Linked DNA regions of Mus musculus: region 2 is linked to region 1. The links are chromatin loops, found by intact Hi-C in ENCODE. Cell type or tissue: gastrocnemius. All regions are shown on one strand. Each heading gives the region's core, and the rest is flanking DNA. Links, peaks and the distances in the headings are about the cores only.

Region 1 (7,657 bases), core at 1,531-5,530:
GTGTGCATGTGTCTGTAGCATAGCCATTGTGTGTGAGTTGAATACAAGAAGTCAACTCAAGGTAATGCTTTTCCTTGAGACTTTTTTCAAGCAGTTTATTCTTCAGTCCATTAGAGCATCTGACCTACATTGTCCCTGTATAAAAAGTCTTGTAGGCTGCAAGGTCTCAGGGAACAACACTCAGACTCTAGAGGAGAACTGGGTGGAGGGAAGGAAGAGAATTCATCTCTGGGGCTCCTGTGACGCTATAGACAGAGAAGGGGCTGAAGCAGCACACTGCCCAAGGATAGCAAGGGCTCCTAGAAGCAGACGCAGAGGAGGTGCACACACTTTAGCATGCACTCACTGGCTGTCTGAAATGGGCCAAGGTCTGTGATAAAGCGCTCAAAGCCAAGGCAGATCCAGAGTTACTATTGGGGAAGCACAGCCATGGAAGAAGTGGACATCCAGACAGACATACCTGCAGATGTCAGCAGAGTAACTCACCCTACTTGCAAGCAGGGGTACTCTAAGCAAGGAGTCTGTCATTCTCTTTAAGGTCAGCAGCTCAGAGCTCGTGTCCCTGTACAGTGTCTCTCTCACTACAGCACACTGCACAAGCACCCAGACAGCGCTCCAAGGCCACAGGCACTCTGTGTTCCTCACACCCCAGAGATGCTGTTTGGAATCTAAGCTTTCTCTTTCTCCTTTTCCTTTTCAGCTAAAAGATGTTCACAGAATGCCTATCAAGGTAGCAAGCGCCACACAGCTCACTGGAGCTAGGGAACCTAAGATTCCAAGGCAGGCAGGACAGAACAACGCCTACAAAGCTACTGCCTCAAAAGAGCAATTGAGCAGTGTGGGTGCAGAGGTAGGAGAGGAGCAAGCCTGGGATGTGAATGTGGGATGAGGTTGGAGGAAAGATCTGTGGTCTGTGGTGTAACACTTCTGTGGGAATTCACCTGGCACCACTCTGCCCTTCCTGTTCCTCTTCATGAAAAGCTTTTGGGAGATTCTGACACCAGAAATGGCAAATCAGGCCCTTTAATTCCCCTGGGCTTCCTGCTGCCACTCCCAGAGCCATTGCAGTGGCTTCCTACTACTGTCCCAGGGATGGGCCCAGCTTCTCTAGATTTCAACAACTGTCATAACTATGCCTTGGGCTGGGACCTCCACTTGGGCTGACAAGCTGTTTGTTTTCACTGCAGTTGTCCTGGTTACCTGAGTGACTCACAGGAAGCAAGAGAAGGCCTCAAGGATGCACCCCACGCTGATGGCCAGCCTGGGCTCTGAACAATGGCTGTCCCAGCCGCCCAGATCATGCTGCGCTGGAAGGAAGGAGCCTGCTGCCACATGGATATGACTTCTCTGTCCTTCTGAGTTTAGCAATATGGCCTGATAAAGGCCACAGGGAGACACTGAAGGAGGAAGAAAAGCAGAGCAGGGAGAGACACATTTTCATGGTCAGGGCTTCATCCGATGGTTGAGAAAGAGCACATTTGCCTTGGAGAAAGCAAAGCACGCTCTGCCCTTGAGCGATTATTCTCCCCAGATGATGACAGGATGAGACTAGACATCTAAAGGGCAAATTCTGGACAAGTCACAGGCTTGCAACAACACACCCTGTCCACATCGCCTACACCTACTCTGGGGCTATGGCTGGGCTCGCTGTCTGGGGAATTCCTAGTTGAACTTTCCTTGTCTTTTGCAAACTCAGAAAAACGTGTCAGACTATAGTACTCAGGGTGCCGAAGAGGAAGGGAGCAAGGTTCACCCTCCCCATTGCCTCTGTTTTCATCCAATATTACTTGCTGTCTTCTCCAGACACCTTGGCTGTCACTGAATAAAGACCCTAAACTTTTGAAGGAAAAGGAGCCTACAGTCTGCCAATAATGCAAGAGAAGAGGGAAGGATGTCCACTGAAGTGCGGCATCCTGGGCTCTGGTACCAGGGATGCTACCACTCACTCCTTCCCTCACTAAACTTAGGGTACCATTTTGTTGTGTGGCTGTCAGGCATCATGCCTATAGCAACTTTATTTCAGGCACACTGGGTTGGAGGCTCTATGTCCTTTTTTGGTGTGAAATGGACCTGGGACAGAAACCTAGATCCTACTGCCCTTGTGTGCTCTATCCAGGGGGTTCCACACACTCCAGGAAGTCTTGGGGGTTAACCAGGGGCATCGATAAGGTTATGGATACTGACTGGCCTACCCTACTGATAGACCACTTTTATCCCACTATAGAATTCCAAGACCAATATTACTTCAGAAAGGATCATGCACTGGTGACCCTCCACTTCGTCTTCATGCAATCTATTCTTCAAGGCTCAGTTGAAGCCTCTGCCATGAGGAAGGCTTCCCTGCTAATTCGACACTATCTTCTCCCTCCATTAACACCTTCACAGTAGTTAGCACCTATCTTATTACTTACTGTGTCCCTTCCCATCCCCTGTCATGTTCTCACAAACCACCAGAGGCAGAGGCAGAGGCAGAGGCAGAGGCAGAGGCAGAGGCAGAGGCAGAGGCAGAGGCAGAGGCAGAGGCAGAGGCAGAGGCAGAGGCAGAGGCAGAGGCAGAGGCAGAGGCAGAGGCAGAGGCAGAGGCAGAGGCAGAGGCAGAGGCAGAGGCAGAGGCAGAGGAGAGGCAGAGGCAGAGAGGCAGAGGCAGAGGCAGAGGCAGAGGCAGGGGTTTAACACAGCATCTTTGTCTCTCAGAGTTGCTTCTAGTGCAGCTGAGACGATGTTTGTAATGTAGAGAAGTTGTTTTACACACAGATTCAAAGCAAAGGCTCAGGAACTGGAGGACAGAACATGCCACTGACGCGGGAGGGAAGCCAATGTTCTGAAGAACTTAAGATCTGTATGGTGGGGGGTAAGGTTCTCAGGAGGGAAAATACTTTCAGGCAGGGCAAACAAACATGTGGAGGCAGGAGATGCAGGTGTGGGGAACCACTAAGAATGGGCCCCTCCCAGAGGGCCCAATCCGGCCAGTTCTTCTAAGTAAATGTTGTGGCATCTGTGTCTCTTTCCTCTGGGCTTTATGTGTGGCCGTGTGTGGTACTGACTGGATGAGGATCAAGTGTTTTAATGACCAGAGGCAGTCGCTCTAGACCATGGTTTTCCATGCCTGGAAGTCTGGTCAGCTTGTACCCGAGTCAACCCTGAGATGTTTAACATGGACCTTGGTTTCACAGGGGACTCTTGAAAGTATTGCTTGCCAGACAGTTGGCAGATAAACAGGAACTATCACAGCCTGGGTTTCTTCTTTATACTTGATGGACACACTTAGTACTAATAGACACACTCAACTCAGAGGTTGCAAAGCAAGGATTTTGGGTGCTAGTTTCCCAGGGAAGTTTGGCTGCCTCTCTCAGGAGCATCTGGGGATTCCCAACAGGTCCCAAGACACTGGTTCATACTCTTCTGTCTTTCCTCTTTTTTCTCCAATTAAAGACCTTTAGGCTTGGAATAAGAAAGAACTGGAAGCATAGATGGCTATGGGTGCCTACTGTGTGCAGGGTAGCCGACATCCCAGATTTGTCTGTGTCTCAAGTCACACTCTCAGCTTGGCCTTTAAACCACAGTCATCTTTGGTTGCAGGTTTCCCAGAATACAAAATTGGCTGCCTTTGCTTCTGTCCTGGTGTAGGGAGTCCTTCATCCATGGGTGAATGCTGCCATCTGCTGGTTACTCATAGATGGTCCCTGGCTCTCCCTATGCCTGTCAGAGGGGCCTGAAGCCGGGTGGGTTGGAATGAAGTGGCTGGAAACAATCTTGCCTCCCTGCCCCTACCCCTTTCCTTGCTACATTTTTTTTTTTAAATTGTGTTTTGAGAGCTACATTGTCTCACAGTCCTGTGTTTCTCTTGGTGCCTTTCATTCAAGCATGCCTTCCCCACAGCCACCAGGCAACAAGCAGATCTTGTTCACCCATCACTTGTCTCTGTTTGGTTCAAGTTACCAAGCATTTATGGAGCACTCAATAGGAGCTAAGCATGGGCACAGAGAGAATGGTGAGAATCAGGACTTGCCCAGACAGGGTTCAGAAGTCAGAGACATGAATGAATAAGAGCAAGTTCTACCTGAAGTGTCACCTGAAGGATAAACTGGAGGAAGATGCGTGTACAACAGGAAAGAAAATTCCAGGTTAAAAAAATGCATGCAAAATTGGATATGACTTTTTTAATATGAAAAATAATTGCTTTGCTTTTGATCTTCTTTGTTGCTCTCAAAGGACAGACTATAAACATTTCCTTTTAGCTTCTGGGGAAGTTTAAGGCTCAAGTAGGAGCAGAAGGAGCTTGTCAGGTGCTGAGCCTTAGGACTCTCCACATCTAGTGCAAAAGGACAAGAAGGATGCTTGCATCTATGGGAACTGCATCATGGCTGGAGGAAGCTGGAGGCAGAAGATGTGTCTTCCAGAGAGTCCTCCGGGCCAGCACAAGAAGAGGAGTCTAGATTGCTACCCACAATGGGCCCTGCATACCCCAAGAGAAGTGTTAGAACTCCAGAGGGAAATAGATTACCTCACAATGAATGTCAAGCCTTGCTTGATTTTTGGGTCACAAAGATGGCAGAGGAGTGCTGGAGCCAACAGACCCACAACTTGCAAATCAAGAGAGCCCAGATGTGACCCTGGCTCATGGTCTTAGGAAGGACTCAAGAACCTTGGCATATCTCTAGAGCCCGAGAAACACAGGTTTAAATCAAGATATCACAAGAACTCAGTGTTCTTGCAAACCCAGGACTTGCGTCAGATTTGTGCACATCATGAGCAGGACCTCTGTTGTGAGGAAAGTCACAAGAGTAACACAGTCCTGAGCACATCATCTGCCTGGCCTTGGCTTAGTCTCTGGTGACAGGAGGAAGAATGTATACAATCTCTCAGTCTATAGGGACACATTTAATGTGTGATGGGAGAGCTGAGGGATGGACTCCTGAGTCTGTTGAAGGGTCTAGAGAAGTCTTCACAACTTTGGAAGACAGAAAGAAGCAGAGAAGTAGCGGAGGTCACAGTGCTTAGGTGATGCAGAGTGTTTGCAAAGCGCTGGTGTGTCTGGATTATGGCACAGACATGGCCTGGGTTGGATCAGGGCTTAAAGGGAGAAAGGGCACTGCCAAGGCAGGAGATCGATGGGATGGGGTCAGAGTTCTATTCTCTGTCGGAGATTGAACACAGTGAAAGAAAGATGATCAACCACACCTAGACTTCTAGAGTTTCATCTTTGCTAGATGCTCTCTGGAAAACCTCAGGTGCTGTGTTCTCATCACTGAATGGCAGGGAAACATACCATGGGATATGTTCCTATTGCTAGTGTGTGCATGTGCACAAGGGATCTATGGCTACCTCTACATACATGATATTGTGGGCTACGACATGTTTTCTACTGGCCACAGAAAATATCTACTGAGACCTCTACTGGCCAGGCTAGGTGCAGCAGAGAGCAAGCAGCCACCTTTCTATGACCCGCTGTGTACAGAGCTTTGTTCCTGAGGCCACAGGCCTGGTCAGGAGCTAGTGTCCAAGCAAAGGAGTTGTCTGGTCACTGAGGCTTCACATGCCTCATGCCTGTTTTAATAGACTAGCACTTAATCTTACTTAACCTACAAAGAACCAGATTTAGAGGCAGTATAAGTATCAGCAGGCCCATGGACTCTGGAATCAGATTACAAGAGTGTGAATATTTGCTCTGCTGCTTATTAGCTTTGTGGTAGAGAAAATTACTTAGCCTGTACCTTCTGTTTCCTCTTATAGAGGCACAGGCAATAATACCCTGTGTGTGTTAGGATGTGAGCCTAGCAGCTGGTAACCACCTAACTCATGCGGAGAAAAGTAATTGTGCAAGGCTTTGGGGTGCAGGGCTTCGGGGATGCTATTTTGTAGTGTAAGCCTGGGGAGAGGAGGCTTGAAAGCCTTTTGTCTGGTAGGAAACTGGGAAAGTTCTTAAATGTCTAGTTAATCATTTTCTTCAACCCAACTCTGGCATCGGAATAAAATGGACAAGGAATGCCATTTGCAGAGGTGGCTTAACAAGACTGTCTGAGTGGTGGGCGGAAGGCCGATAGTTCAGGACATTCTGTAGCTCAAGGTTCTGGAAACCTGGCCAAATTTTCCTCTAGAGAGCATTTAGATTTGCTTTATGTTCCAGAAGGTCATGTTCAGCTGGGGCTAAACATGAGAGAGCGAGCAAACCTGGGGCTATTTTTAGTACACAAGTTATACACCTTCTAAAGATAAAAACCACCCCTGGATGCCTCCGCACTCTAAGTTCCAAGGTATCTCAAACACCTTGGTGTGCCCCTCAGGTCTTGCCAGGGTGACCCTGTAAATAAGAGCCACCCTTGTGGCTCTCAACTCTAACCATGCAGAAAGCTTCATCCCTGCCTGAAATGTAGAGACGTAAGTAGCAGGGCCACAGGACTTGGTTTGAGAGGTTCAGACTGTAGTAGGAAGGGCTGACGTATGTTACAGAGAAGGACACAGCACCATACCCCAGGGCCATCCTTTTCCTTTCTGGCTTTCACTGAACATGGCTCTCTTCTGCACCTTCTCAAGTAGTGACTTGTTGTGCACACCTCTCCTGCAATAGACAGAGAAGGTACCTCCCATGCAGTTCAGAGAATCCTCTCTCTTCGTTTATGCAGGCTGCTTGACATTCAAAGCTAGACTGTCCTTTCAGTTATTACTGTGTGTGCACAGTGTTTACTGCCTCTCAGTGCCGTTTCCCACAGGTCCCCAATGACTTCATCTCATCCATTCGTTTAGTTCTCTTGTATTTGTGCAACAAGACTCTGTCTTTCATAAACCCAGTTCTATTGCCCTGCCCCCCCCACACCCCCTGCTTGCACCCACATAGTTAACCTTGGCTAAAGGAAAGCACAAGTTCTTCTTAGCTGAGCTAACTTTAACTCATAACTACTAACCTCAAGTGGGCCTTTTATGATGTTTGGCGGTCATCAGACCACTCATTCTGCTACACGAATATTAAATGTCTCTTTGATCTTTAGACTTCCCACACCTTCTTTCCCTCTGACCACCTTGGACCTACTCCCCTAATAGGATGTAGCCCTCATGAGCAAACTTTCTCAATTTGACTTTCATCTACCCACACACCCGACTGGTGTCTAGCTTCTTGCCCTTTCCTCCTGACACTGTGAATGGACTGCCTCTCCAGTCACTGAGTGCCCGTGCAGAGGACACTCCATTGCGAGGTCCCTGGATCTCGTTCTTTATCATTTCCTTGAGAACACCATCCCCTGCCCCTGTTCTCCTTACAGTAGAGTCTCTGAGTGATTGACTCCAATCCCACTCCTGTCTTGAGTCTGCCCCAGTCGGGTTTGATTCCATGATCCCTTGTGGCTAGATGACTGACAATTCAGAAGCCTCATTAATATGAATTCTTAGCAACATTTGACACAACAGACCATGCCTTTCTTGACCACTTTCTTCTCTTGATCTTCAGTACATCACCTCTTCTGATCTCTTTCAAACCCCTATTGCTCACGTCATTTTTGTCTCTTTTGATGAGTGCTTCTCATTTACTCTATTCACATTAAATTGGCTCATGGTCAAGATCTCGAATTTCTTTATCATCGCGATAGAATCAAGGACCCACAGATAATCTCACACTCTTAGACACACACACACACACACACACACACACACACACACACACACA
Region 2 (7,657 bases), core at 1,392-5,391, 620 kb before region 1:
TGTGGTTATTCTTTTTTGTTTGATTTGGTAATGGTTATACATCTCTCTGTTTTTTAACCTGCTTTTGGAGTATCAATAAAAGATTGGGGCAAGAGAAAGGCTAGAGAGTGAGTGGAGAGAGTGAGGTGCACATGAGGTGTATGTGAGGTAGAGGTAGAGGTAGAGTGAGAGAGAATGTGAGAGTGTGAGGAGAAAAGAGAGAGAGAGAGAGAGAGGGAGAGAGAGAGAGAGAGAGAGAATGTGAAGAGTGAGTGAAGAAAGATTGTGAGGTGTGTATGGAGAGTATGTACCTGTGAGTAAAAGGAGTGTATATGGTGTGTGTGTGTGTGTGTGTGTGTGTGTGTGTGTGAGAGAGAGAGAGAGAGAGAGAGAAAGAGAGAGAGAGAGAGAGTGAAAGGGGAACACATAGAGGATTGTGGGAGTTTGAGAAAACAAAAGTACACAGGAGAAAAGCAGAGTGTGCACAGGCAAGAGAATGCAGAGTGTGTGCAGCCTCAAGCTGCAAGAGAGAAAGAGAGAGAGAAGAGAGCAACTTTAAGCCTTGGAAAATTGACTGTCAGTTTGTACACAAAAAGTAGTCTGTGTCTGTTTATTATGCTCCTTCCAGATATCCCTGCTTCCAGTTGAGAACTCTGATCCTGTGTTGAGGCTGGACCCCGACAGGAACTGAAACAGAAGCCATGGGGAATGCTTCTCACTAGCTTGCTCAGCTATTAATGAAGCAGAATGGACTGTAGACTTGCTACTGGCGATCCGATGGAGGTGGTCTCCCAATTAATGTTCCTCTTCCTTCCCAGATAGCTCTAGCTTGTATCAAAAACCAGGACACTAAAAACATTGGCCTGGGCTAGATGAGAGCTTTTCTCAAAAAGTTAACCAAGTAGGGAAAAAGAGGGGGCAGAACCACACACACACACACACACACACACACACACACACACACACACACATACATACATATGCAGCACATATATAATTTTATCTTATACCTTATAAGAGGGATAATGCTCTTCCCAGAAGCTATATATAAAGCTGAGTGCCAGGCCTGAGATACCTTATGTAGTTGTTGGGGTATATACTATGTGAGTACCCACCAACGAAGCACTTTACCAACAGAGCTGTCTCCCCGTAATATTTCCAAGATTTGTCCGTATTGTTTGTCATACATCAAATTTTTTTATGGTTGACTAATCTTCTATCTTATGGATTGACTCTATTATATTTATCCGTTTATTAGCCGATGGGTTTGTGTTATTTCTATTTTGGTTATTATTGCTATTATTATTATTATTGCTATTGTTATTATTGTTGATTTTGAACATCATAGAATTTTTTGGTTATCATTTTTTCCTCCTTCTCCTCCTCCTCCTCTTCCTCTTCCCCCTCCTCCTTCTTTAAGACAGGGTTTCTTCCCTGAAACTCATTTTTTTTTCCAGACCAGGGTGGCCTTGAACTCACAGAGATCTGCTTGCTTGTCTGCTTCTGCTGGTATTAAAGGAGTGTGCTACCATACAAAGTTCAAAATAAATCTGTTTGTTTATTTTGAGACAGGGTCTTACTGTGTGGCCTTAACTCACGTGTAGACCAGGCTAGTCCCTAACTCACAGACTATGCCTATGCCCCATCCCCCTCAGCATGGGATTAAAGATAAGCATCACCGTGCCCTGCCCTGCAGATTTCTTCCCCACATTGCTCCAGAATCATCTTTAGTTTAGACAGGGTCTCTCAATTATGTAGCTCTGGATGTCCTGGAATTTACTATGTGGACCAGGTTGACCTCAAACTCTCAGAGATCCACCTGCCTCTGCTTCCTGAGTACCAGAATTAAAGGCGATCACTACACCTGGCATTCTTTTTTCATTATTAAATAAACTTTATCATTGTCATCATCATCATTATTATTATTCTCGAGAGCGCGTGTGTGTGTGTGTGTGTGTGTGTGCTTTATGAATGTGAGTAGGGAGGTCAGAGGTCAGAGGACAACTTGTGGAGGTTCTGGGGATAGTACTAAGATCATCACGCTGAGCCATCTCACTGATCCACAGAGCTCTTGGAACTGGCGTGACAGATGATTGTGAACCACCAAACCCCAGTCCTCTTTAAGAGCATCAAGTGCTCTAAATGGATGAGCCATCTCTTGAACCCCCTTGCTTCTTCTGCCTTGTAAATACTGTGCCATCTTTATTAAGTAGAATTAGCTCCTAGTCTGCTGGTCTTTCTTTAATTCCCCAGAGATCCCAAATTCTTGCCAAGACTGGGGTTTTCCATGCACCCAGGATATTCCATCCCTTCTGATGTAAGAGGGCTCTTATTTCAGACCTTTCCCCTTCAGGGGCTGCCTCCCTACCCTAACAGCCAATACCTCTTCTGATCACAGCTCAGTGTGTTTGGTCTCTCCTGTTCTGCGGGACACACGAGTCCCTACCCTCCACACATGGTTGAATTGGTATGGAATGCAGAACAGACATGACTAACAGCTCATGTGGCAGTCCTGTGGTCCCAGAACAACAGTCAGCTTAGTGGGAGAAGATTGACTCCCTGTAGCAGCTATTTCACCACAACAGGTGGCCAAGTGGGAAAATTTACAGCTTTGGAGGACTCGGAGGCCTGGTGTGCTCTTTCAGAGCAAAAGGGAGAATCCTAGCGTGGATTGAATCTGGAGGCCATTGCCTCACTGATGACCTGTGATATTCACACTTTTCTTTTTTTTTTTTTTTTTTTTAGTTTTTTTTTGAGACAGGGTTTCTCTGTATAGCCCTGGCTGTCCTGGAACTCACTCCGTAGACCAGGCTGGCCTCGAACTCAGAAATCCGCCTGCCTCTGTCTCCTGAGTGCTGGGATTAAAGGCATGTGCCATTATGCCTGGCCTAACCTTTTGACATCTGCGAAAACTGGTCACATACATTGCTTTGAGATAATCTTGTGGTTGGGAAAACTTTTGGAAATGTAGGCCTAATTTGATTATCAGCATGGGAGAGGACGAACATACAATTGGTTGTTAGCAGAAGAGAAAGCAATACTAATTTTGACTGGAGGAGTTTCTTTTATAATATTTAAGTAAACACAGAGGCAAAAGTCTCTTTTGAAGAATGCTCAGCATGTCCTAGCCAGTGTGTGAACCAATTATAGTCTACTTGACACTGCTTGGAAAAGTATCCCAAGGCGCATGGGCAATTATCAACACTGTATGGCAGAAGCCTACCACTAGATGGCAGTCTACTAGCAGAAATTGCTTCCCCCCTTTCTCCCTTCCTCCCTCTCTCCCTTTCTCCTTCCCTCCCTTCCTTTCTGAACTGCAAGTTTCTTGGAACTTTAGCAATCAATGAAAAGATTCGACCTGGAGAGATGGCTCAGTGGTTACAACTCTGGCTCTTCCAGAGGCCTCAGGTTCAATACCAGCACCTGTAGGGCAGTTTACGGTGATTTGTAACTCCAGCTCCTAAGGGATTCTGCATCATCTTCTGTCCCCTGCAGGCACCAGGCATGTACCTGGTGCACAGGCATTCATGCAGGCATAACACCCATATGTGCACAATAACACAACACATTTCCTCCAGACCACTGGTTCTCTGGGTTTTGAGCATAAGGGCTGAGGGTATAGCTCAGCTGTAAAATGGCATCCTAGTGTGTATTAAGCCACCGGCAGGACCTCCAGGACACCCCAAGTAAAAATGCAGTAGATGGAAGCTGTGTTAGGTGTGGTGACACACACCTGTAGCCCCAGGTCTTGTGAGCTGTAGGTAGGAAGATCAGGAGGACACAGACATCAAGGTCCAGGTAAGGCTGGACGACATGAGATCCTGTCTCTTCCTGTCTGGGTGTCTGTTCTTCTAAGCACCCCACCCCCTCACCCCGGCCCACCCCCCAGCCCCCCAGACCGGGTTTCTCTGTGTAGCCCTGGCTGTAGTGGAACTCTGTCTGTAGGCCAGGGTGTTCTTCAATTCAGAAATCTGCCTGCCTTTGCCTCCCAGGTGCTGAGATTAAAGACCTGGACCACCATGCCTGGCTGAGATGCTGTCTCAAAAAACAAACAAACAAACAAACAAACAAACAACCCCCCAAACACTCCGGACAGCACAGCCAGTGGAACTGACTTCTTGAGAAGCAGAAGATAATTGATGATCTCGAATGACTCCTAGGGTAAAGAGCCTGCCACCAATCTGATGATCAATTCCCAGGACTCACAGGGTGGAAGGAAAGAACCAAATTCCCCAGGTTGTCTTCTAACCTCCAAGTAGTATGGTGCACTCACACACACACACACACACACACACACACACACACACACACACACACACACACGCTAACAATTGAGTGCTAACTATGCAGGATCAGAGATCAGAGATTGCAGGCCTCTCCCAGCCCTTCAAGGAATTTAGCTGGTCCCCCACCTCTCACCCTCTACCTCCTTGCCTAAGCCTTCAGGACACTGCCAGCCTGTAGCCAGTGGGCATACTCAGATCCCAGCTCTCAGAACTGTGGGCAGTGCCCCCTTTGACCAGGTTCATCTGGGCCTGTGGCAAGCTCCCAGAATATTTGAGAGTCTTCCTCCTGTGTTCCATTCTCAGGCTAGACATCTTGCTATAGCCTGAATTGTGTTTCCTCTGAAAGAAAAGTCTAACTCAAATATTTGCTGTATTTATAGGTGGACCAGGAAGTCAGGGAAAAGCCAAACACAGAACAGTATTCATGTAGGCATCCCATCCGTGCAGAAGAGAAAATGCCTGTGCAGAGATACAACTCCGTATGCATTGGTACGTCTGGGGGCCAGGAGCTATGTACAAAGCATCCCACATTAGCAAACAAGTGGGTGCCGATCTGAGAGTGGGGAGACTCCCGACGCCCTTGGTATCTGTGCGTCGACCCTTTAATGACAGAGAGGTTTGGTGGGGATAGCGTTCCAGGGGATCCAAACAGCTGTGGGGAAGTACCACGTTGTGTTAATCGCCATCACCTGTCGGGGCCTCTGCCGAAGCACCCCTGATTCACTGTTTCTCTGGGAAAGGAACCAGAGGCAGAGTGTATGCTTTTGCTACTGGCTGAAGTGTTTCTTGTGTAGGTAGGTAGAATTTTCTTTTGCACAGCTCAAGGATTATCTTTTTTTTTTTTTTTTTTTCAGAATTTAGTTCTGGTCTTTGCCATCTGCTTACCTGACGTCAGCCTAGTCAAGCAATGTCCAACCGTCACTGGCTGTTTGAGCTCCTCTAGTTCTCAAGGAGGGAGACACCTACCTGAAGCCTCTCTCATCATTTAGGACCCACAATCGTCTCTTTTTGATGTTTATCTTGGGCTTCTAGGTTTTTTTTTTTTTTTTTTTCACTACCAGACAATCTAGGGTGTCTTGGGTTTTCTCTGTGCGGTCTGGGTCGGACCCACACTGCTCACGCTGTATTGGCTGTGCCTAGACCAACGTAGGGGAGAGCCTTTCTCTTTCTTGCAAAAGCTCTCCATTGGTTTACTGCGGTATATCAAAGTACCCTGCTCTCTTGTCTTTTCACTTCTTCAACTCTCGACTCTTGATGTTCCCTTCCACTAGGGGGCAGTGTCTCCTTTCAGCCACTCTCGGCCCAGGGTGCTCTCAGGGCCACCAAACTTACCTCCTCTAAACCTGCGGGAGAAGAGTCTCTGTCTCTGTCTCTGTCTCTGTCTCTGTCTCTGTCTCTGTCTCTGTCTCTGTCTCTGTCTCTGTCTCTGTCTCTGTCTCTGTCTCTGTCTCTCTCTCTCTCTCTCTCTCTCTAAGTCATGGTTTCTCTGTGTAACCTTGGAATCCTGGAACTCACACTATAGACCAGGCTGGCCTCAAACTCAGAGATCTGCCTGTCTCGGCCTCCCCAGTGCTGGGATTAAAAGTGTGTGTCACCATGCCTGGTGGGACCTGAATTCTCATTGTGATCTTCTGTGTGGGAACAGTCTATTGGCAGGTCTGCCTCTGTTACGAGTACTTTCCTGGAATATGAGTCTGGCTGAGTGGTGTTTGTTTTCCTATCTTCAGCATGCAATGCCCTGCCTGTGACGTGGCTGACCTTCTGGAACACTTCTGGAAGAGCAAATGAATCCAGACAGCTGGCGTGGATAGCAAAGGCAGCAGGTAGTTTCATGGAAGGGAAACCCCGCAGTGCAAGTTCTTAAGCAAGTCCTCGGCCTTACTAAGGAGCCTAAGAAGACCAGCCAGAGCCTCCGGGATGGGAAAGTCCCTCTATATAAACGCTTCCTGGACAGGCTTCCCTGTCCAGTCCCTGGAGAGTCACACATTGCACAACTGTCCCCCTTGGTGGGCTTTATTGTGTACCTACCAGATGTAAAAAAAACCAAGAACAAAAGCATGAAAGGATGCGGTGTGGCAAAACATATTGATCAGAAAGGGAAAGGCAGGCGGCACTCAGGGGCAGAGCCTTTGTACATCATCCCCGAGTCACAGAGACAGGGCAAGCCTAAGGATCAACTCACCTGAGTGTTTACAGCAGAGGTGAGAGTCACATGGATTCTGATGGAGGTGGGTGCTTCTTCTCTTAATACTTTAGAAGTAACTCTGATGTCCTGCGGCAGATCGTTAAATAGAAACTACCTCAGCTGGGAAGCGAAATTAATTGTAGGACTCTGTCTGACTTCATTTTCTACACTTACTGAGGGACAAACTTATGAATCACAGCCAAGACACTCAGAGGTATCAGTTACACTTATTGTGTTTATAATAAGGCTTCAAGGCACGAGTGTGGCAGATATTGAGAAAAGTAAGACGATTCCAGCAGTCTGCAGACGCTCAGCCACAGCACACCTAACCATGGACACTGGAATCATTTCAGAGATGAGGAGCCAGCCTCTAGCTTCAGAGGGACAGGAGAAAGAGCAAGCAGTTAGTTGAAGACCATGCAGTTGGTTTGAAGTCTCTTTAATTTCCAAGAATAATCGCTTTCCAGCTCCTGGCAAGACCTCCCCAGCTGGAGACGGCTGTATTGTAGAGTCATTGGATGGAACATCATGCATTTTTTGGTTTTCCTGTTTTGTATACATAGAAAGCCAGAAACTAAATGACTTGTAAGCCTCAGGGCAGATGAGACAAAGAGACAGGAAGGGCTGACAATGGTACCCCTCTGTTACCTGGTGCCTCCTTTGTTTCCACTCAAAGCCTCGACAACTCAGCCTGTTTAAAGTCTACCAAGAAGTCAATTAAACCATCTTCCAGCCACCTCATTTCCCACCAACCAGGACTTGTTGGTGATCTGAGCTCGGCCCAGCAACTGTGCTGTGGGAGCCGGTAAAGTGGGACCAGCGGGAGACCCTGCCACCCTGTGCTTGTAATCTAGGCAGGGAGATGGGACAAAAATACACGGCACAGTTACAGAATCTGACAGAATGTAATAAGAATGCTAAATTGTGTGGTACAGACAATTAGAGAAGAAGTCAGTATATAATAAAGCGCTAATTGTGTGGTGCAGACAGTAAGTATAATAGGAGTTCAGTGAGGGATGGGAGAGTGTGGGCTGCAGTCTTCATGTCAGTGCTGCCGTGTTTACCCAGGGCATGATGGGAAATGGAATATGGAATAGGAGATGGATGAAGTTCAGGGGAATGGTGCTGTGCTAGCAAAGCTCCTCTCAGGAGAGGGCAGAAGGAGCGTCCCTTGAGAGCTGGCATTCTCTGTGAGAAGAAAGTCAAA

What was found. Hi-C counts contacts between places; a loop is a spot of excess contacts. Peaks named below come from ENCODE experiments on the same cell type or tissue, not always from the same donor. Only the 100,000 strongest peaks of a DNase experiment are listed, where the experiment ranks them.
Region 2: it touches region 1 in a loop (5-fold over the local background); 12 of 42 quality-filtered maps call a loop at or near these places.

The regions. Positions count from the first base shown.
Region 1 is chr1:154,177,500-154,185,156 of GRCm38, forward strand. No RefSeq gene overlaps it. Among named protein-coding and RNA genes, the nearest start is that of Zfp648, 20 kb to the right of the region's middle. In gastrocnemius, for the core only: CTCF peaks have their summits at 3,676 (motif pointing left) and 5,406 (motif pointing left); DNase peaks (open chromatin) are centred at 3,662 and 5,421; H3K27ac peaks cover 710 bases.
Region 2 is chr1:153,553,906-153,561,562 of GRCm38, forward strand. No RefSeq gene overlaps it. Among named protein-coding and RNA genes, the nearest start is that of Npl, 8.0 kb to the left of the region's middle. In gastrocnemius, for the core only: a CTCF peak has its summit at 3,200 (motif pointing right); a DNase peak (open chromatin) is centred at 3,222.